Linked DNA regions of Mus musculus: region 2 is linked to region 1. A link is a loop called in an ENCODE intact Hi-C map of the cell type or tissue named here. Cell type or tissue: left cerebral cortex. All regions are shown on one strand. Each heading gives the region's core, and the rest is flanking DNA. Links, peaks and the distances in the headings are about the cores only. Region 1 overlaps Retreg1 (reticulophagy regulator 1). Region 2 overlaps Myo10 (myosin X).

What was found. A loop is a pair of places that touch in the nucleus more often than their neighbours do. Peaks named below come from ENCODE experiments on the same cell type or tissue, not always from the same donor. Only the 100,000 strongest peaks of a DNase experiment are listed, where the experiment ranks them.
Region 2: it touches region 1 in a loop (5-fold over the local background); 9 of 42 quality-filtered maps call a loop at or near these places.

Annotation. Positions count from the first base shown.
Region 1 is chr15:25,953,285-25,964,150 of GRCm38, reverse strand. All of the region lies in intron 3 of Retreg1 (reticulophagy regulator 1), which reads right to left. Among named protein-coding and RNA genes, the nearest start is that of Mir7212, 10 kb to the right of the region's middle. In left cerebral cortex, for the core only: CTCF peaks have their summits at 4,594 and 8,834; a DNase peak (open chromatin) is centred at 4,613.
Region 2 is chr15:25,722,287-25,733,152 of GRCm38, reverse strand. Myo10 (myosin X) reads right to left here. Exons shown (of 41, transcript NM_019472.2): 5 at 10,849-10,866; 6 at 9,145-9,269; 7 at 8,068-8,081; 8 at 7,873-7,957; 9 at 6,630-6,733; 10 at 1,054-1,183. Among named protein-coding and RNA genes, the nearest start is that of Myo10, 110 kb to the right of the region's middle. In left cerebral cortex, for the core only: a CTCF peak has its summit at 1,941; DNase peaks (open chromatin) are centred at 1,873 and 6,026.

The DNA.
Region 1 (10,866 bases), core at 1,354-9,353:
AACAGTCATAGCTTCAGCACATATTCCTTGAAGATTACTGTGGGCCTTATTATGCTCTGAGTTCAGAGAGCTAACCAGCCAGATACCCAACTCAAAACGCTTAGATGCTGACAGAAGCAACTAGTTACAGAAGTAGTTATGTGACTCCAACATGGGAAACATTAGGGAGGCCAGGGCTGGAGCTCTGGGACATAGTTCCTGAAGAACTCATTGTTTTAGCTCAGATCTGGGATGAATTAGTACTTTACCCCAAGGGCTGACTATAGAGCATCACAGGATATAGAGAAGCCCTAGAACAGGGGAATATAGAGAGGCCTAGAATAGGCTCTACCCTGTCCAGCCTTGCAGTGTGGTGCCAGAAACATGAATCAGGAGGAGAACGACAAGTGAAGCTGACAGGAACCAGGAATAGCTCATGTTGGGCCTTGCAGCACTTGTTGAAAACTTAAACCCTAAGAATAAGAAGTCACAGCACATTGAAAGAACCAGGGATATTAGACATAGAATGATTAATAACACCAACAGTATGGTCTCAATATATGCAGTAGCTGGCCAACTCTAGAAAAATGTTAATTCAATGGTGTCTTACTATACCCCTTTTTAATTTTGAAAACAAAATTAGTATGCATGTGGATACATGCTGTGTCACACATGTAAACATGCCACGGAGTATGACCAGAAGTCAGAGGTTAACTCTGCAAAGTGTGTTCTCTCTTCCACCGTTTAGTGCATTCTGAGGATTAGCCTCAGGTTGCCAAGGGTTCTGCATCAAATGTCTTTATTTGCTGAGACACCTCACCAGCCCAGTACTCCCTGTGCTTCTGAAGTATCTTTCCCCAGTAACACACACACACACACACACACACACACACACACACACACACACACGCTACTTTGTTTAGATGCTAGAACTTTGCTCTGAAGGCTACTTTTAGGATTTCTGTCTCAAGGATGACATCATATATTTTATTTAGTAAGTAATGCCCTAACATTGGAAATGTTAATGTTAGTATAATAATCAATTCTCCCTACAAGTTCATGTTAAGGACTTTTTGATGGATGTCAAGTGAACATTATCTGCTAATGTATTCACATTTTCAATAAAATACGATCAATTTTCCCCTTGGTGCCTTTCATTGTGATGAATACATTAATTACTTCTACAGCTTGAATACCAATGCTACTGTTTTCCTATAAATGTCTACAGATTGTATCATTTGCTGGGAAGAAAATACTCAATTTGTAACTGATTTTCCCTGATGTTTCTCCACCTTGAGAAATATCTCAGGTAATGTTTTTAAAACGACACATCCCATTATTTGCAGCTTTGATATTGGCAAAGCAAATAATTCTCACTGACAACTGAATTGTTATAATTCTGAACAGAAATACAGTGTATGCAGATTGAAATTAGTGTCTAAACAAATGATTTTGGAAAATGTAATGAATGTTGAAGACAAGAACAAATGTTTTCCGATTGTGCCAAATAGAGATAGGACTTGAATATAAAATATGAATTTGGAGATTAAGAAAGGGTATCCCTTCACATTTATGGACCATGGACTCAAAAGAATTGATCACTGCAATATAATTGTTGAAAATGCTATAGTGAGGAGCTGGAGAGATGGCTTAGCAGTGAGAAGCACGTGTCCCTCTTTCAGAGGACTCAGGTTTGGTTCCCAGCACAGCAGCTCATAACTATCTTTAGTTCCAGTTCCAGGGACCAACGACTTCTTTTAACCTCCACATGTATGCATGTGTGCAGTCCACAGATATACATACAGGCAAAACACCCATACACATAAAGATAAAATTTTTAGAAACAAATGAAACAGTGATTGTTATAGGAATATGCATCTCTATAGTCTTCAAGTGAGTCAACCATTAATTTATGTCACCATATTTTTATGGGTAACAGAATTCTACAATTTGGAGTGAGGTCAGACCTAATGTCAGTTTTTCCCATTCCTTCATGTTGTAGATGGAGAACATTTAAACACACCCAAGTTGTCTCACCTACTTAGGGACAGAGTCAAGACCTAAGAACAAGATTCATGCCTTCCAATTCCATTGAACTTAAACAATGTAACCTTCAAACAACAAATAAATTCACTGCTACCCTTTAAAAAGAAAACACGTTATTATTGAGAATAGGGAACATTCCTTGTTTCTCTTCTTCCTAGAATGAAGAAAAAAAGAACTGCGATTGACCAACACCAGTGTGGGTTCATTCAAGCCCAAGCCTTTCCAGGAAAGCAGAGCATGTCATGTGCAGAATCCAAATACTCAGCGGAAACTAAGACCCATGCGTAGTTCTGGGGGTTAGGACAAGTGACGTCTGCACGCCACTTGTTGCTCCATCACAAAACTCTAGGTTTCCCTAGAAAGCCTGGGAAACATAATAGCAGAGTAGTAATCTCTGTGAATCCTGGACAAAGTCTGGGAGATGTCTTTTCCCTCTGGCTGTCTTATCATCCTTGCAGTAGCTGATACGCACAGCAAGGCCCCACCATCATACAGGGAAGTGAAATACACTTTAGCCTTCAAAACAGTTCTAGATTTTACCAAGTTCTTAACCAAACACCACACACCATCTATGATGAAAGTTCCTCTAAGGGAGAAAATTTAGTTACCACCAGTGTAATTGTTAATATTTCTTCCTTGCTTTCAGACAGGACATGCAAACTCCAGGTTCAAAACAAAGTAGTGTCATGACTCCCTCCCAACTTGGTGTTTCTTAACAGTGAGCCAGTGGTACACTGTGGCCACTAGAGAAGGTCCACCGAAGCATCACCATTGGATCCTACCAGCTTCAGTTTCTTGGGGCCCTCATGCCTTTAGTCCTAGGAGTTTATGTCACTGCACAGGTCCCAGTCCCCTTGTAGCCAGTCTAGCTTTCAGAGAGGCTTGGCTCCAGAATCTGCAAATCTTCCTCTCTCTCAGGATAGATAGATAGATAGATAGATAGATAGATAGATAGACAGACAGACAGCTAGATCAATCTCAATGCCATTTACTTAAGTTTTCTTTAGTCTTTTTAGCAAGGTATTGATCAACCTTTAGCCCCAAACTCCTTTGTCAACAGCTGAAGAATTTATGGACTGTAAACATAATATGATGGCTCCTGGGACAAGCAGCCCCTTTATCAACAGGAAGGAGCTTTGAATTGAATTTTAGGCCAATATCCTTGCTTTTCTGTCTCCCTGTCCTGGTAAACTGTAACTAGTCATGTGCATGCTGTACGGAAGTCCACCCTTTGGAGTTTTTCATTGGTGGTGTCTGGCTCCCAGGCTACTGAAATGGGCCTGGACCTCACTTGAGAAGATCCTGGTGGAACAGTTTAGGGGAAGCTCAGAAACTTGCAAGAATAAGTGATCCAGGCACTCTGCACCATGTGTTTCTTACCCTAAGAGTCACTGTAAGCAAAATATGTGGAAGTACTATTTTAAAAAATAGACAGAGATATTTGCCAGGGCAAGATGGTATGTCAGGGGCTAGATTTACTCATTAGGCAAGAGAGAGAGAGACAGAGAGAGAGAGAGAGAGAACGCACCAAGACTCTTACAATTGCCTAGCTCACTGCCTTTACAATTTCCAGAAGCCAGAGCAGAGAGGAGCCACCCAGGTGGGATCTGTCATCTCCCTGAGCTGACCCAAGAGTGAGGAGTCCCAGGCCCGAGAGTAGATGAATAGAGAGAGTGCACTTAGTAGGTCCGCAGGGGAATCCCCTGACATTTTCAGCAGAGGATTGATAGGTGTGCCTGCATGAGAAACTCAGACAGCAGGAAAGGGCTGTAATGAACGCATAGAAAGAGCAGTGTCTGTGCGAAGAAGCCTCCATGTCCTCAACTCAACTAGAAAAACCTCAATATCCACAGTCATTGATAGAGCACCCAGTGGGGTCTTGGCTCAACAGCCAAGAAAATGAATCATCTCTGAACTAAGCTCTGCCCTGGTCCTGAGGGCAACTTTTACAACCAGGCTCCCAAAGGGCCTCCCAGATTCAGTTGTTCAGTAGATTTCAAAAAGTCAAATAGGTCTGAATCGAATTTTTTAAAAAACGAAAACTTTTGTGCGTGTCTTTGCGTTATTTTGTACTTCTTTTCCTTTAAGATGATAGTTATCAGGGCTGGAGAGATAGCTCGCCAGTTAAAAGCATGCACTGCGCTTCCCTAGACCAAAGCTTAGCTTCAAGAATGGCCCCCTCATGCAGCTCACACAGGCCTGAAATTCCAGAGCCAGAGGGGATCCAACACCTCTAGCCTCTTTGGATAACTACAGTCATGTACACAGACTCACACAAAACATATAATCTTTAAAAATATAAAGTTATCCAAAGCAAGGTTTGAGGGGGTGTGTTTGTTTGTTGCTGGTTTGTTTGTTTGTTTGTTTGTTTGGTTTCTGAATCAAGATGCCATGTAGTCCAAGATGGCCTTGAACTTGCTATGTAGCTAAGGCTAGCCTACTACTCTTGATTCTCAGACTTCTACTTGCAGAGTGCTGGAATTATAGCATGTGCTATCATGCCCAGTAAAAAGTGCTGGCTGCAGTCTAACATTTAACCTGATGGAATTCTCGTGCGCTGTCTGTGGCTTCACAGTGTAGGACACAGTATTCTCCATTAGGGGGTTCTCTAAGATCAGGAAACATGAGAGTCAACGCTCTTTAAAAATAAACTGTCGGAGCTAGAGAAAGTAGCCAAGGAGCTAAAGGGATCTGCAACCCTATAGGTGGAACAACATTATGAACTAACCAGTACCCCGGAGCTCTTGACTCTAGCTGCATATATATCAAAAGATGGCCTAGTCGGCCATCTCTGGAAAGAGAGACCCATTGGACAGGCAAACTTTATATGCCCCAGTACAGGGGAACGCCAGGGCCAAAAAGGGGGAGTGGGTGGGCAGGGGAGTGGGGGTGGGTGGATATGGGGGACTTTTGGTATAGCATTGGAAATGTAAATGAGCTAAATACCTAATAAAAATGGAAAAAAAAAATAAACTGTCTATCTGAAAGCGGGGAGATGTGCTAGCTAGGGTTTGACCAACAACACGAATACCGAAACAAGTGAGTCTTAGTGTCATTTTCAAAAAGTAAGATCTCTTGTGGGCACTTCGCTTCTCATAGTCCACTGAGTCTACAGCAAGTGTGCTTACTGTTACTGTTCCTAACTCCAGAGACTTCAAGTGAGGAGGCATAGCCCTCAACCAGCGAGATGACACATGACCACGTAGTGCCTGAGAACACACCCATGCCCACATGGCACATGTATACACACACACACACACACAGAGAGACAGAGAGACAGAGAGAGAGAGGGAGAGAGACTTCACACATGAAAGTGACATGTTAGAAATAGCTTTTAATCTCAAGCTACTAGAGAAAAATTAATTTGTAAACTAAGGGGGTTGGATAAGAGAGACAAACTTGTTAAATACAAAATGTTTTCATTGCTGTGGACAGGGTAGGATAAACTTGTTGCTGTGTGGCTATAGACTGTCCCAAAGTGCAAAGTCTATTTAAAAGTGAAGACTATTTTTCAAAACAAAACATTTTTAATATTTTCACATATTTTTAACTTGTTAAAGGAGATAATTACCAAAGAGATGGGAAAGAGAGGGACAGGAAAAACCAAGTGTGTGTGTGTGTGTGTGTGTGTGTGTGTGTGTGTGTGCTGTATGTTATGTGTGTTGGGGGAGGGACTAGAATATAAATGAATCTTGAAGGTCCAGTTTGAATTCTTAGTACTGCTAAAACCAAGAAGCAATGTACACAGCAAGGCCATCTACAGACTAAGGCCAATTTCCTTTTCATAAAGCTGTTTTTCAGTTTTATTTCTGCCATTTGTAACAAAATAAAGAACTAACACATTTTAAGCTAAAATAACTGAAAACTATACATTTTAAATTATGAGGCAGACAATTATTAAAAATAATTGTAGAATAAGATTACACAGATTAGCAAGACTTTTTATTTAGGTAACTTTTTTTTTAAGTTGAAAAGAGCCAGGGAGATTGAATAATGATTCAGATAAACAGAGAAACCCATTTCAAGTCCAGAGTGTCATGAGCAGACAACACCTTCCAGGGGACAGGGACTCTTCCGACACTTAGAAACTCAATAACCTCATTTTAGTGATCATGTCTGATTTATTATATTCCAGGTTACTGCCGAGGAAGTTGAAGTCTAGATTCTTTATCTGTGTGGCTCAAGGTCACATGGAACAGGAGTGACCGGCACAGGAAGTACACGGTCCACACTGGAACATACAGATCACTTCAGAGACGAATGGCAGAGGGCATCCATCCCTAACTACGACGAAATGAGTCAAAATAGAGACAGGTAAAGAGCAGCCCTGGTTCTAGGCCAAACTTGGGCCTCTTCTCTCTTTCAAGCACAGTAGCAGTTTCTATGCAGTTCCCAGTAGCCATCCTACAGTCTGGGGCCAGCTGCTCAGACTAAATTATATCCTTCTGTATAATGACGGACGGCCCTGACTGCGGTCTGCTAAGGGCTTCATCGGCAAGCACTGTCTCAGATCATCACTACGTGATCCTTGTTCTCTCAACAAGTCACCACAGCACCCTGCGAGTCAGGACTGGTGTGCCAGTCTCCATTTTACCCCCAGAGAAAATGGGGCTCAGGAGATCTGTTACTGGAAGCCATGCTTTTTCTATTGTCTTCATGCAGAAATTCCACTGTGATGGTTTATGATCCTTGTAATGCTCACTCCCCATTGGATTTTAAATCACATTAAAAATGTTGTGGACTCTCTTCTGAGCTCTCTGAGACAAGCAGAAAGGCCTGGGGACAGAGCTCGCTTGTTCCAGTGCTTGCCTCACACACACTTCTCTGGTAACTTTGTAGATTTTCCATAGTCATGTGTGAATTCGTGATCCAATAATCACATTCAAACATACTTAGAAGATTCCTGGCAGAGCACTATGGGAGACTGTTTCACAGTGTGATTTTATTAGAGATAGGAAGTATACATAAATCGAAGCTAAACAGTATTTTTCAGAAAGTTAGCCATGTCATCGTCCAATGTAACAAGCTTTTAAAAAAAGATTTGTAATAACTTGTCACCTAGCAACTGTGACAAACAGCTGGTGCAGCCCTCACACCTATAAATACGTTTTGGCCTAGAGACCTTTCATTCTCAGCGAGTGACTCAGGGTCTCATGCTCACTGCTGGTGACCATCTGTTGATGCTAATTCCTGTTGAATTTTTCTTAGAAAGGTCAGTCAATATCTGGTTACACACTTTACCATTTCTTAGTGTAACGTGTCGGAATTTTTTCTTAATCCCCTGGAGACTTGCTATGCCCTCTATGAGTGAATATGTGTAGGGAGAGGAACAAAATAAGGACAGGGAAATGTCTCTCTCCACACACAGAATTAGAGCCATGACGAAGCAAATGGGATGTGTCAACTGGAGGATTAAACAAGCAAGCAAGAGATTAAACAATTACAGAGTGCTCAGAGCGGTCTCTCACTTTCTCAGACCAATTAGGCAAGGAGCACCTTCTCCCAGGGACAGGGACAAAGAGGCGCCAGCTCCGTGCCTGTTTTTCTTACCCACAGAAGCTGAGCCCCACCTTCTTTGGGCAACTTAGTGTTCTGTTTAGACCCCTCATACACGAACACGCACACAAACATGTACACTTACACACAATCATGCATGCATGCACACACACCCCTCCCTCCCTCCCTCCCTCCCTCCCTCCCTCCCTCCCTCCCTCCCTCCCTCCCTAGTTTGAAAAGGAACAGGAATTGGCCAGTCCTTGAGACTGTCCTTCCCCCATGTATCTCAAACTAAGCAGTGCCACTTTGGGACAGGGAGACACGATTATCTAATCCACCATCTAGAAGGATGCTTTCTTCTGCTAGCTGGGAGATTCTTTTGACGTGCCTGAGGATAAGACACCAGCCATTTTCAACTTTTCTGCCTTTGTTAGTGTCTAATAACTAGGCTCTATAAGACAAGGTCCCAAGCAAGGAAATGACCTTCCCAAGTATAAGGCAAGCAAGCACTCAATGGAGACATGTGGAAGACTAAGAGGCCCGTCCTTCTTGAATACCAACGCCAAGATTTGATTCAATCACTTCCCTGTCTGTCCCGAAGCAGGAAAAGACTTCCACTCTATCCTCAAAGGGCAGATAAAAATCAGAGTCAAGAACCAGGCTTCACGGAAAGCAACCTGTTATTGTGGAGGGAGTATGCCAACTTCGAATTCTATTTGATCTGTAGTTTCCAGCAAATTACAGTCCAGGATTTATTGCACTTGGGCTCAGAAGTAAATGTCCATTCCCTGGTTTTTGGATCTTAGGTTTAGAGGTATGAAACTGGTGACAATTTTTTTTTAAAAGAATATGTTTCTTAGAATTGAAAAACGATCAATGGACAACATAATTCCTGATTTTGCTCTTTAGAGATTAGACTAATGACACTGGGTCTGAGCCCAAACTGACAGAATTGCCGAGTCATTCCAACTTGTGTCTAATACAAAGGCCAATTAATTAATTAATCATTAATTAATACAAAAGAAAATTAATTGTGATGTATATGATAAAGAAGGATAACATGGGTTCTGGAAAAAAAACTTGATGACTCTCCTGCATTGCACAGGTATCAGCTACTAACCAACACGGTGGACCGTTTGACTGTAGGTCACATTCATGCCTTGAGCCTTTCTTTAAAGAGTGTACTTATTTGTTTCTTTCTGTAGGTAAGCCATCAGTTGAATGAAATAATTAGCAGCTATGAAAAGAATATATCCATGCCAAATGACCACACCCTACTGGGCATAAAATCAACTGCATTCTCAACGGGGTATCTCTGCTCTGCTAAACTCGTGTATATTTTGAAAAAAACTTGATATGGTGTAGATGGTGCAGGTGTTAATGGTAAATTAGCATAATGCAGTACCCACGGGCAGCATGAGGGTTAAATGGGTGCAGTATGAATTTGGCGGTGTGGAAGGCACAATTAAAGAGGCCCTCTACTGCCTCATTTCCACACACACTATTAATTTGCTGCAGAAGCCTCCCTTTTAAAAATGTGTATTCATAAACGAAAGGGAATACAGTATACCAAAAGAGGATGGGGGCAGTCTAGGCTGAACCATACCAGTGACAGGCTCCTGCTCATCACAGTCCTTCATTCTTACCTGTGGGTGACAGACACTTATCTTTGCCACTGGAGTAATCGGCTGGCTCAAGTTTCTGCCGGCGGTGTGCAGGGGAATTTAATGACTGCCACCTGCAATTTATGTGCGTGTGTGTAAAATGTCAAGCAGTGTACTGGAGATCATCTGCTTAGCCAAAGGCACTTTGAGGAAATCACTTTCAAGATACCAGAGATGCAAAAGGATGCTGCTGTGTATGTGCCCACCCATCACAGCTCTCAGATGCGGGAGATCTACCTATTCCTCTTCTCCACGGGGGGCACTGTTTACTGGCCATGCCCAGTAGTAAAATGACTTTAGATGCCTTCTGTCTTGTGCACAGGCACATACCGATGCACAAATACACAGCTGACAAATAATCCTTCTACGTTCTGTTTGTATGCAATATGTTGCTTATATCAATGAGATTAGAAAAAAAAAAAGTAATACAGAGAAATGGCTTTCTGATGTAGCCCAGTCATTTACTTTTCCTGGGTGAGAAGCATCCAGAACCACAGAAGAACTACGGTGGAGCGTCCTTTTACTGAGCCTGGCCAATAGAACTACGGTGGAGCGTCCTTTTACTGAGCCTGGCCAATAGAACTACGGTGGAGCGTCCTTTTACTGAGCCTGGCCAATAGAACTACGGTGGAGCGTCCTTTTATTGAGCCTGGCCAATAGAACTACGGTGGAGCGTCCTTTTACTGAGCCTGGCCATCCCAAGCAGTGTCTCCACACAAGCACGTAGATCCATTTTACAGGGTGGTAAACATTTTTATCCTAAACTTCTCGGGAACCTGGACCCTTAGGTGAAGGCTACAGAGGTAATGAGTCTTTGGGAATGCAAACACAGCCACATAAGACTAATGGGGCTTGCTGAGCAAAAGAAAGCCACTTCTTTTTAAATGAGCACTAATTATTTTAAATAAACAATATACAAAAGAAACCGGGAGAGATCCCCATCATCCCTCTGTTAGGGACGCTATGCTTTGAGTTACTTTTTGATGATGTTATGGTTAGTTTTAATTATCAACAGGACACAGCCAGGAGTCACCCTGGGAGAAGGACTTCCCAGGATGCCTGTGAGGAGTTACCTGAATTCCATTAGCTGACAGGAGAGGATCTTTCTACTGTGGGCAGCACCATTACAACAATAGAACTACCAGGACTTGGGGTCCTGGACTATACAAGTGAAACTGCTCAACCCCAACAGGTTTGGGGATCCCTCTATCTGTCAGAGCCATAAGACACCGCAGGCAAAGATTAAATACATGTCTGTATCCATGCAACTTTTTATATCAGTTTCCCGTATGATGCTTTTAAGATAGAAAGGGATGATGCGTGGAAGAATGAAGCACTTCTCTGAATTTTGTCATTCGTCAACTCACATGTCTCATAGGAGCGAGAGACGGGAATGAGTGTCCTTTTAAGCAAGGCTGTGAGAGAGGGAGATGGGGACAGGTAGGTCCACAGCATGGCTCCCACTGTCCCACTGTCAAGAGTCCACAGGAAGAATTGGCTTCTTGTAAATAAATAGACATTGGCTGATTCTTGGAATCATGGTCCACTCTGAAACCTTCTGACGTCTGAAGTCAGATGAAACTGAATACTTCAAGGCCTATATGTCTATGAAATGGATATTTACTTTCTTATGAAGAATGGACTTAGAACTTTGTATTAAGTATGCAATGCTAACAGCACT
Region 2 (10,866 bases), core at 1,086-9,085, 230 kb after region 1:
CCATACCTAAACTCACTGCATAGCTCTTAATGCAGTAAATATGAACAAACATTACCACATATGCAAAGGTTCTGTTCAGAGAGACAGAGACACAGAGAGAAACACACACACACACACACACACACACACACACACAGGAGACAGAGAGAAAGACAGAGAGAGGTGACTGCACGGTTAACTAGCAGTGCACTGCCTGAGGACACCAGAAGAGGGTGCTGGTTCCTCTAGAAACAGAGTGCAAAACACAGATCCTCTCCAAAAGCCACCCATCTCTCAATTCCTAAGCCATTTCTCCCTCTTTAACAAAGACTTTTTAGGCTCCTAAGACATTGATAGAAACTACGTGGGAATCAAACACAATAAACATTGAAACACTGACCAGGAGAAACCAGGCTCCTGGAGAGTTATTTTGATCCCAAACACACCCGGTACCCAATTTCTGCAACAAGATTTATTGGTTCTATCAGATACCTTTCTAAAAAATTACATTATATATAAATTATGTATAAAAATATTATATATATATATATATTTAAAGTACTTCAGCTGACATTTTATACGTTTAAAGTAAAGGCAGTCACAGTGCAAATGGATAACTAGCAGGAGGCACAGCTTCCAGTACAGCTATGAACCCCTCTGGATAACTCTGAAAACCAAGGCAAAGGGTGATAGCACCACGCTTTCCTGTATCAAACACTTGCTGCTCATATGTCTACTTATTGGCCCATTTCCCTTCTCAGTAAGAACAAGAACAGAGCCCAAGCCCAGGTCTGGCACCTTGGACTCTTGCCCTGACACTTGACATCACACAGGTGGAGCTCCACAGCTCCTGAGCTGACGTAAGTGCTTAGCATGCCTGAGGGGGTGAGACCCTGGGTTCAAGCCCCGGTACCAAAGGATGGGGGAAATCTGTAGCTCTACTCTAGGAGCCAGAAAACCTTCTGTAAAAGACTGGGTGCCAATTTTCTGGGTCTAGTCTCTTGTAAGGAAAGCACTGAAGGGGAGACAGGGTTGGTGATCAGGGGTCAGGGTGGGGCTCAGGCATCACCTCACCTGTTTTGAAGGGAATCTGCGCCCCTCCAGCAGTGATAAACTCTATGTTGCCGAGATGCAGAATTCCCGCCAGCAACCTCAAAACTTCCCGAACTTCCTCCTTGCTGAATTGCATGACTTCCATTGCCGTCTAGAAGAAAAGGAAAACCCGCCCATGACTAAGTTACACTATTAGGTACGGCTCTAAAGACAAGAAGAATAAAACACTGATGCATAACCACTGACTTTAACAATGTTCCATGTCCAAGAAAATAATGGTAATAATAATAATAAAAAACCAGAAGTGAAGATTGCCTTCAGTAGATGGCCACACGTGTGTGACACAGCCAGCCTCTTGCTTATGTTACTAAGTAGCTTAGGAATCCCTGCCTTCACAGCATGAGTAGGATGCTTTTCTCCTCCAATATTAAAGCACAACAAACACTGCTGTCTTTATAGAAGCCGGAGAGGCAAGGGGACACGCAGAAACAACAGGTACTTTGAATGCAGTGTGTTAAGTAATGTCACATTATGTTTTACATATGTTATATGAAACTATTTCATGGATGACATTAGTTTATGTTGATTGGAGGCTGTTAGAATCAAAGTGGGGTTCTCTGTGTCAAGTTGCAGCTGGCTAAATAAAGTAAGAAAGGCATCAAGGAAGGACACTGCTGCATATATGCCCTACAAGGAGAATTTCTGCAGAAGCGTTGGCACGCACCAGTGTTCTCACGGGAAGTACTACAAGGCTCTCTGTCTGCTACCCACTCGCTGCCTCCTCCTCCTCCTTGCTGCGGGTCCCTGCATAAGGGATCGTTATTTCAAAAACACCCCTGATCTGGGCTTTGAAAACTTCCCCGTGCTTCAGTATCCTCAGCTAGGAAGCTGACATACTCCCTCTGCAGGGCCATTCGAGAATCAACCCCTTATCTCCCCAGAGTCTCTTCCACTTCTTATTCTGCTTTGGTTGGTTTTTGAGGCCAGGGTCATGTGAGTGGCACAGGCTGGCTTGGACCTTGACTTCGTAATCCTCCTGCCTCAACCTCCTCATAGAAATCTAGGTGAGTGCCACCACACATGGTTTACATGGTTCAGTGCTGGCACTGAGCTCGGGCTCTGTGCATGCCTGACAAAGATGCTACCAAATCAGCACCATTTCTAACCCTTTATCTGTTCTCTGGGTCAACAAGTCCCAAGTTTTCCAAGATTCAAAGAGAAAAAAAAAAAAAAACTTGTTTGAAAAAGTAATACAGTCTGACTCATGTAGCATGAACTTACACACACACACACACACACACACACACACACACACACACACACACGGCCACGCGCCACTCAAAACCACTGTGTATATGCACTGAGGTCTATGAGGCCTAGAAATCTTAGCAGTGGTCTACAGCCAAGGATGCTGGGCATGTATGCAGTGTTTGGGAAGTCAGAGAACCAAACAGACCTTCACGCATCAAAGTCCTTGCCACTTTCACACACATTCGTGAGTCCCCAACCTAGGGGGCCAGATGGAGGCAGTAAAATAAATTAGTTGTTACTTCTGACTTGAAATAGCTTTCAAATCTCAGCCAAAAATTTTATGGTGCAATTTTGAAGGCTATATTAAAGCGGGCTATGACACTGAGCATACACTCATTGTTTGCAGTCCATGGAAAAGCAGGTGCCCTCCCAAACAATAATCATGTGGTCATTAAGAAGACTGTACGTCCCTTATGAAAACACAGCACTCAGAAAATGGCATAGAGCTGGGCGGTGGTGGCGCACATCTTTAATCCCAGCACTCGGGAGGCAGAGGCAGGCAGATTTCTGAGTTCGAGGCCTGGTCTACAGAGTGAGTTCCAGGACAGCCAGGGCTACACAGAGAAACCCTGTCTCAAAAAACAAAAACAAGAACAACAAAACAAAAACAAACAAACAAAAAAAAAACAAAGAAAATGGCATAGAACAAAATAAAACCGTAGAATTGTGCCATGTAAACTAACACTCTGAAACATTTATTGTTTTGTCTCCACTTCTATGGCCATAAGAATATGATATGTAAAATAACTTCTAATATGAGTAGTGCCTATTCCTGTCTCCTGCCCCCCTCGTTTCTTACATAAGAAAGTTTTCAGTGTTTCTAAATGTTATTCTTGACCATGTGTTTTAGTTGCTAGCAGGGGTCTTAGCTATGTGTCTAATAAATTACCTTAAATACCAATCCCTAATTCTCATAAGTTTGAGAGGAGCGAAACCTTGCTGTTTCCAGGAAGGAAGAGATTTCCTCTTCCTCTGTCAAAGTTGGACTCTTATTTATTTATTTATTTATTTATTTAATTTTTGTTTTTGGAGACAGGGTTTCTCTGTGTAGCCCTGGCTGTCCTGGAACTCACTCTGTAGACCAGGCTGGCCTCGAACTCAGAAATCCGCCTGATTCTGCCTCCCGAGTGCTGGGATTAAAGGTGTGCGCCACCAAGCCCGGCTATTTTTTTTTTTTAAGCCTTGCTTAGAACTCCCAAGAATAAAACTAAATGATTAAATAATAGGAAAATGTCACATTTGGGATGTTAGTAAAATCACCTAACACTTTTATTAATACTTATGGAGGGCTAAACCTAATAAGTAGTTGTATGTTGAATATTTACAGGTCTATAAGGATATCCATAAGGAGAATGTGCAACTAGAATATATTAGTCAGGAACATTATGTCCATTTCATATATAAATTTCCTGCATTTTAACGTGATATATCATTTTGTCCTAAGATCGGATTTCAAATGCCAACAATTGTTACTTCAATGTAACTGTAAATCTGAAACACTGACATTAAGAAAGACAAACTGTCTGAACTGGCTTGGGGCCAACAGAAGGGAACCATTTTGTGGGGGGAAACGATGCCCCTAGAAGAGCGGCCAGTACCCAACACCCTCTCAGGCCATGCTCCCTGGTGGCCGCGGCTCTCTGGGAGTGGGACCTGCAGCAAGGCTAAACTAGATAATTACCTGTCTATAACAACAGTATCTTTTAATAACAAATGGTTTTCCTTCAGCTTCCAGAAATGGGCATAAACACAAGAAGAAACTCCCAAGGACATCTCTTTCCCCTGATTCCTCAAGAATAAAGAGGGTTGCTAATTTCAACGCATGCTTCTTGATTTGGGAGAGAAAAGAAGGGTTTGCTGTGGCAAAGTGAGAGTCCAGAAAAGAATGAAGGGACTACTTAAACCCCAGTTCTTTCTGGGGCTCTAGTGCTAGGAGTCCCAGGAGATAAACAAAAACCTAGCTCTGCATTTAAAACTGCGTGGCTTTTGCATAGGACCCATGTGGTCATTCTGAATACTTTACTTATAGGCAAGGTTTTGTTCTGTATCCCAGGCTGGCTTTGCGCTCACTAAGCAGCCCAGGCTGGCCTCAAATTTGCATCAGTCACCACGCCCCAGCCTCCTCAATGCTGACATCACAGGCATTTGTCACTGTGCCTGGCCTTCACCACCTCTAGATTACCAGACACAGGGCATATGCTACATAAACAGCAGTTCTGATGCTGCACGGATTTTGTAGATGCAACCTTCTTTCTCTTCTTTAGAAGTATTTTCTATCTGAAGTTGGTTACCTTTGGCAATACAGGACTCAGAGATCTGGGGTTAATATGATATTTTAAAAGAAGACGTCACAAAATCCAGCTTTCTCTCACTAGTACCCCACAGGGGCTGGGAGACAACTGTGCTATAAGCTGTCTTTCTTCATCCTGTTCTGGACTCACACTTTTCCCAGTACAAAGCCACCTGCCTTCTAGGTTCCTAGACCCCTCCCCTCTGAGGTATATACATAGAGTATTCTCTTCAGGGGGTGCCAGACACAGAGCCCTGACCTTGTGTGTGTGGAGCCCCAGTTTTGATCCTGATAACCGAGGACAGATAGAATAGTGACAGTCAGTGTCAGAGACAGCTGGAACAGACAGAGACAGAGACACAGATGGACCACTCTGCACTGCTCTGGACATTTGTGTGGCTTTGAACAGAGATGCAGAAGGAAAGAAAATCACATCACCGCCTCGTCTGCTTTGAATTCCATTTTTCCCCCTTTCTGCTTTCCTTTGTTTTTTTGAGACAGGATCTAAGTCTGTATATTAGGCTGACTTTACACTCAGGGCAAGCCTCCTGCCTCAGTCTCCCAAGTACTAGGATTGTAGGCATTAGCCACATTCCCCACTTGAATTCAGTTTCCAACTTCAAACCAGATTATATACATGGGATGGGGAAAATTTATGTGTGATTGATAGCTGATTTGAAATCAATGATTTGGTATTTGTCTGTCACCTGTTGGGTAGAAGTTCCCTGAACTGTATAGGCTACTACTGTTGCCCTTGGTTACACACCAACCCTGGATGTGGAGACCTTATTGATGAAGACACCACATACTGAACGATCAGAGAGTTTCTGACCTTTGAATGACTTAAAATGACAAGTCTAAAGAGTCTTGAAAGCAGGAAGACATGTGTAGGTTAAGGGCAGGCTGTTCATCAGCTCTGCAAGTCTCCCAGAAGACACCATTCTAATGAGCTGGCATGGCCATTAGGAGCAGAGCTAAATCCATGTAATGTTTAGGACAGGAAGTGTGAGCACCCCTTGGTATGCACAGGGACTGGTTCCAGGCACCCTGTAGGCATTACAATCTGAGAATGTTCAAATACCTCAGAAATAGGTGTACATGCCTATGTACATCCTCTCTATACCTTATCTCCAAATTACTTATAGTGCCCAATGCAGTATATATACATAACCGTTACACTGTACTGTTTAGGAAACAGCAACAGGGAAAAAAAAAGGCCTGAATAGATGAGTACATTTAAAAACCTGACAACACGTTTTCCCTCTGCTGACAGTTAAGTATGAGACCGTGAGCAGTGGATAGACAGGGATGCATGCGCTTGTGTCTGCTATATTTATACCTGATTAGATATAGTTACATGAGTCAACCCTGGACATATTGTACTCTAAAGCTGAGGACTCTGGCAAAGACACAGCCCACCACGTGACCTCCAGCCATACTCAGATAGGCTGTTCGCAGAGTACGCTGACCAGGCTCATTCAATGCAAGTCACAGTGTCCTGAGGCATTGTGAAACTGAGGGACACTAGCAACTGTTGCCACCATGAGTCAGCACCAGTGGTAACCTTGTCCCACGGCTAAGGGAACTATTTTTCAAAAGAAATCCTACCTACAGACTCAAAACTGGAGAACTGTGGCTAGGGGTGGGGGGTGGGGTAGGGCAAAGCCTGGGGCTCTATGAGTCTTGTTTTTAAGAGTGGAGGACACTGATTCTGAACATGCTGTTCCAAGTGAGCCACACCTCTGTCCTGATTGACGCTGTCACTCATCATGTTTGAAGGATACCTAGGATTCCCCTCTAGCCCAGAAAGCAGGCTTCCCTCTGACTTACAGGAAAAGAAATAACTGTTCTTATGTGTTCTTTCAAACGTAGTTATTTCTGTTTTCCTTACCAAAAAAAAAAAAAAAAAAAAAAAAAAAAAAAACAACCCTTTTTTTTAAGAGCAAAAATGAAACTCCTACTCTTATCAGGAGAACATTTTTAAAACTGAACTTACGATAACTTGTCTGAAGGATTCCTGGTCGCTGATCGTCTTGTCTTCCGTACACCCAGACTGATTCAAGTAATGGTAGTTTTCTGGCAAAGATAAATAAAATTCTTCTACAGAAAGACAAAGAAAGATGCGACATCAGTGCCCGGCTGGTATAGCTGACAAAATTCAGAAGACATCACTGTAATTTACCTGAGTACACTGAAGACTCTATTCTGGTTTTAATAACTAGAGCACACACCCAAGTCTATATCCCAAATGACCACACACTAAGATGCTGGTAGAGCTACTTTTTAGAAATCCCAGGGAAATAAAAACTTCATTAAAGTAAGCAGAACCATAGAGAACCCATTAACGAGACTCTTGCTTTATTGTTTTCTTCTAAAAGCCAAGCATTTCGGTTAGGGATGGTTAAGTGGGAGGGCTCGCTTAGGACACAGAAGCTCTCAGGCTATCCTCTAGTAGGACAATAAAGGAAAATAAGCACACACTTAGAAATGACTGTCACCTAGGTGTGTTTTAAAAGTATAACCTTTGCCTAGGGAGATGGCTCAGTGGTTAAGAGTACTGGCTGCTCTTCCCTAGGACGTGAGTTCAATTCCCAGCAACCACGTGGCGGCTCCCAACCCTCTGCAGCTGCCGTTCCAAGGAATCTGAGTCCCTCAAACACCAGTGCACATGAAGCAAAAATAAATGATTAAAAGAATATATCATATGGGGTAGTGAGTTTGTAACGCCAGGCTCGCTGGCCAACCAGCACAGACTCAATGGCAAGGTCCAGGTTCAGTGAGAGATCCTGGCTCCAAAGGTAATGCAGAGAGCAATGGGGGTGCCTCTGACATCACCTTCTGGCCTCTATGCACAAACATGGGAACTCACTAGTTTACATGCGTGCATACAAAAATACAGACACATGTGTATGTACAGAGAAAACACAGATAAACATGTGCACACACACACACAGAAATAAAGCTGCTTGCATTACATTATATATGTCTCACAAATATCCGTTACATTCAAAGTGTACTAAGATTACAAATAGTTTGAGGTTTCTCTGCTGCTAGTTTTTCCCCTGTGCTGGGGTGATCCTCAGATGACCTCAGCCGGCATCTCTGGTACACCCGCTGCACTCACACATTTTACTGCAACTGGTGGACATCACGGACTGCTGAGGTGCCATCTACAGTGTGTTTTGAGCAGGAGACAAGCTGCCACCCCCCTGTCTCTGCTGAACCTGTTCGTCACTCACCTCGCTCTCCCTGGTCCAGCCCTGCCAGCAGTGCATAGAATATGTGATAATTCCTCTCCCCGGGATTCTGCCTCACTACTCGGTTCTGTGAGGAGAAACCAAATTTATATATATATATATAAATGTTTTTATCACTTAATACAAAACAATCTCTGAAAACTGTCATTATAGGAAAACTGAGCCATGAGTACTTACTTTTTCTAATAAATCTTCATTCGAGAAGTAATGGAAGGTCAAGGAAGAAAACAGATACTGGTGGCATGGAGGTGGGGGTGGGGAGCAGTGTGCTGGCCTGGTTGCTTGAGTTGTGGCTCACTCATCTGTCTGCGTTGCTGCTACTGGTGCCAAATGACACCAAACAAGCAAAGCCCACGTCACCTAAACCCAGGCCCAATGTCATGGTGCCCAACTGAACACTAGTGCTTGGTTCTAGTGCTGCTCCAGGGCAGACATGGCTTAAATGTAGCCCCAAGGGGCCATGTGGAAGAGCCCTCACACAAGGTGAGGCCCAAGAGAAGGTGGCTAGGTCACTGTTACTATAGTTATGCTAATGCTGATCTTACAAGCATGTCAGTTTCTTGAGACAGTCAAGGGTGGAGTCCGCCCAGTCAGGTTCTCTCTTCCTCTAACTTCTTGGCATGTGACCTCTCAGGCATGCCCCCGCCGGCCATCTAGGACGCTAACCACCATGCTACAACGGAGCAAGATGGCTTGTACCAGAGCCAGAATACTTGACTTATTAATATCTTAGCCTAAACGGTGACCTAAGATAAAGCTGCTTTAATCTTTATTTTTTTATTTGTTTGTTTGTTTATATTTCTGTGTATAGCCCTGGTTGTTCTTGCACTCACTTTGTAGACTAGGCTAGCCTCAAACACAGAGACCTGTCTGCCTCTGCCTCCCAAGTGCTGGGACTAAAGGTATGTATCACTACTTTCTGGTTTACGGCTATTTTTTTTTAAAAGGCAAAACTTGATAAATACTTTTTTTTTCCTATCAAGTATCCCGTCAGACATCACATTATAGCAACAGAAATCAGATAATAAGCGATGAATCTAGACTATGGGCATAATCTGAGACATTTCCAAAGGAAAAATGATCATTTACCTTGTAAAGTAACTAACAGGCCAGATGCAATGATATTAAAGAGAAAAGAACCCTTGAGCTAGAGAAACAAGTATTTCACGTTCTTTTGGGCCCCTTACAGTAAGAGAACAAAGTTCTCACTGTCAGGGCCAAATACAAAGCCAGCCATGAAACGAAACAGGATACAATCTACAATTCTTCCTCCCTGAATGTTTCCCTGCTGGCAGATGTTCAGCTGAACAAACTTCCCGAAGCGACTGGAGTTGTTGTTGTATACTGTCTTCGCATTGCCAAATGCTTCCATGATTGGGCTGTGGACAGAGGACAAGAGGGCATCACTCAGGGCCAACGCTAATACACACAAATGGAAGGAATCTGCAGCCCAGGGAGGGTCCAGCCTGACTCTGTTTATTTAAAGAAGAGTTGGCTTTTCTAAACACTTGCTGAGACGGGCTTCTCCTGAACATCCTCTAGAATGAGAGAGACTAAGAAGATGGTTAGCTATGCAGGGAGAGGAAGCTGCACAGCTAAGGGGACCACATGGCTCAGCTCTGACAAATGAACTTGGCTACAGCAGTGCCCGGGAGATGTACAGAAGAGACCCCCCCATCTAGGATCTGAAAAGCCCTGGATGCTGGGCCTTCCACATGTTTGCACCATGGCCTGGAGGTAATTTATTTAACATCTTCCAGATCTTCTCCAACTGTTAAACAGAGTCAGGATAGACCAAGGGTGTGACAGGCAGGGCCGTAAAGGGCCAGATGCTATTGTCAGCTTTCAGAGCATGCGGTCCCTGCTGAAACTACTCAGTGCTGCTTCTGTTGTCTAAAAGTTGCCAGAAACAGCACAAGCAAGCATGGCAGGGTCCCAAGGAAATTATTTATGAAGAACGCTGAAGGAGGCGGGTGAAGAACTCTGAAAATGGAGGGTGATGACCCTTGCTGAGCTACAGGCTGGAAGCAGGGCTAAAAACTAAAGGCATATATACTTAAGTGTAATTTGTGTGTGTGCAGGTGTATATGTGTGTGTGTGTACACAAGTGTATGCATGGTACTTTAGACCTTGAAAATGCTAAGCAAGCATTTTACCACTGAGCTGTATCTCCAACTGAAAACAAACCAAAACAAAACTGCAGGATATTATACTAGGCTGCAGTTTGCTGACCCCAGGTCAGCTCTCTGCATCCGGGGTCTGTAATGTCTCTCTCGGTACAACCTGACAAGGCGCTAATCAGACACCAAATGAGTCAGCAGATGATACTCAGCCACACAGCCTTCTGTCAGTTCATGTCAGGATCATGGCTGGGTACTGCTGATCTGTCCCAAGTGAGGCTGTGCAAATGCCCTGTGCTCACACTGACTGCGTTTCTCTGTCTGAATGCTACAGCAACTGGGTTAGTGTGTGTCTGAGAGCTTCCATCAGCAGCTGCAGTCAGTCTGCTTCTTAGAACCATGAAGTACTGCCTATAATGGCCCGACAGGGATGGGATGGGACAGAGGGAGGAAGGATGGATGGACCAGGAGATGCATCTGCCCAAGCAGGTGTTGCTGAAGGCTGCAGGAAGTGCTAAGTCCATGTCAAGACCGGTTCAATTTTGGGAGGGGCAGGAGGGGCAATGGTGGGGGGAGGGGAGACAAAGGCTCGCTATATCACCCTTCCTAGCATGGAACCCTCTAGGCCCACCTGGCCTTGAATTCACAGAGATTTGCCTGCCTCTGCCTCCCCTGTGCTGGGATGAAAGGTTCACAGCTGAGATCTCTTAATGAGATCCTAACAGGCAAGCCGGGAAGAGAAACAGACCGACTAATTTATAGCTATTCGGTTCCAGAAGGGAAGCCTGAAGCTTTTCGCCCTTTGGCCCGGGAGGGAGAAAGGTGATGCGCTCGCTACCTGCTTTGAAGGATGGCT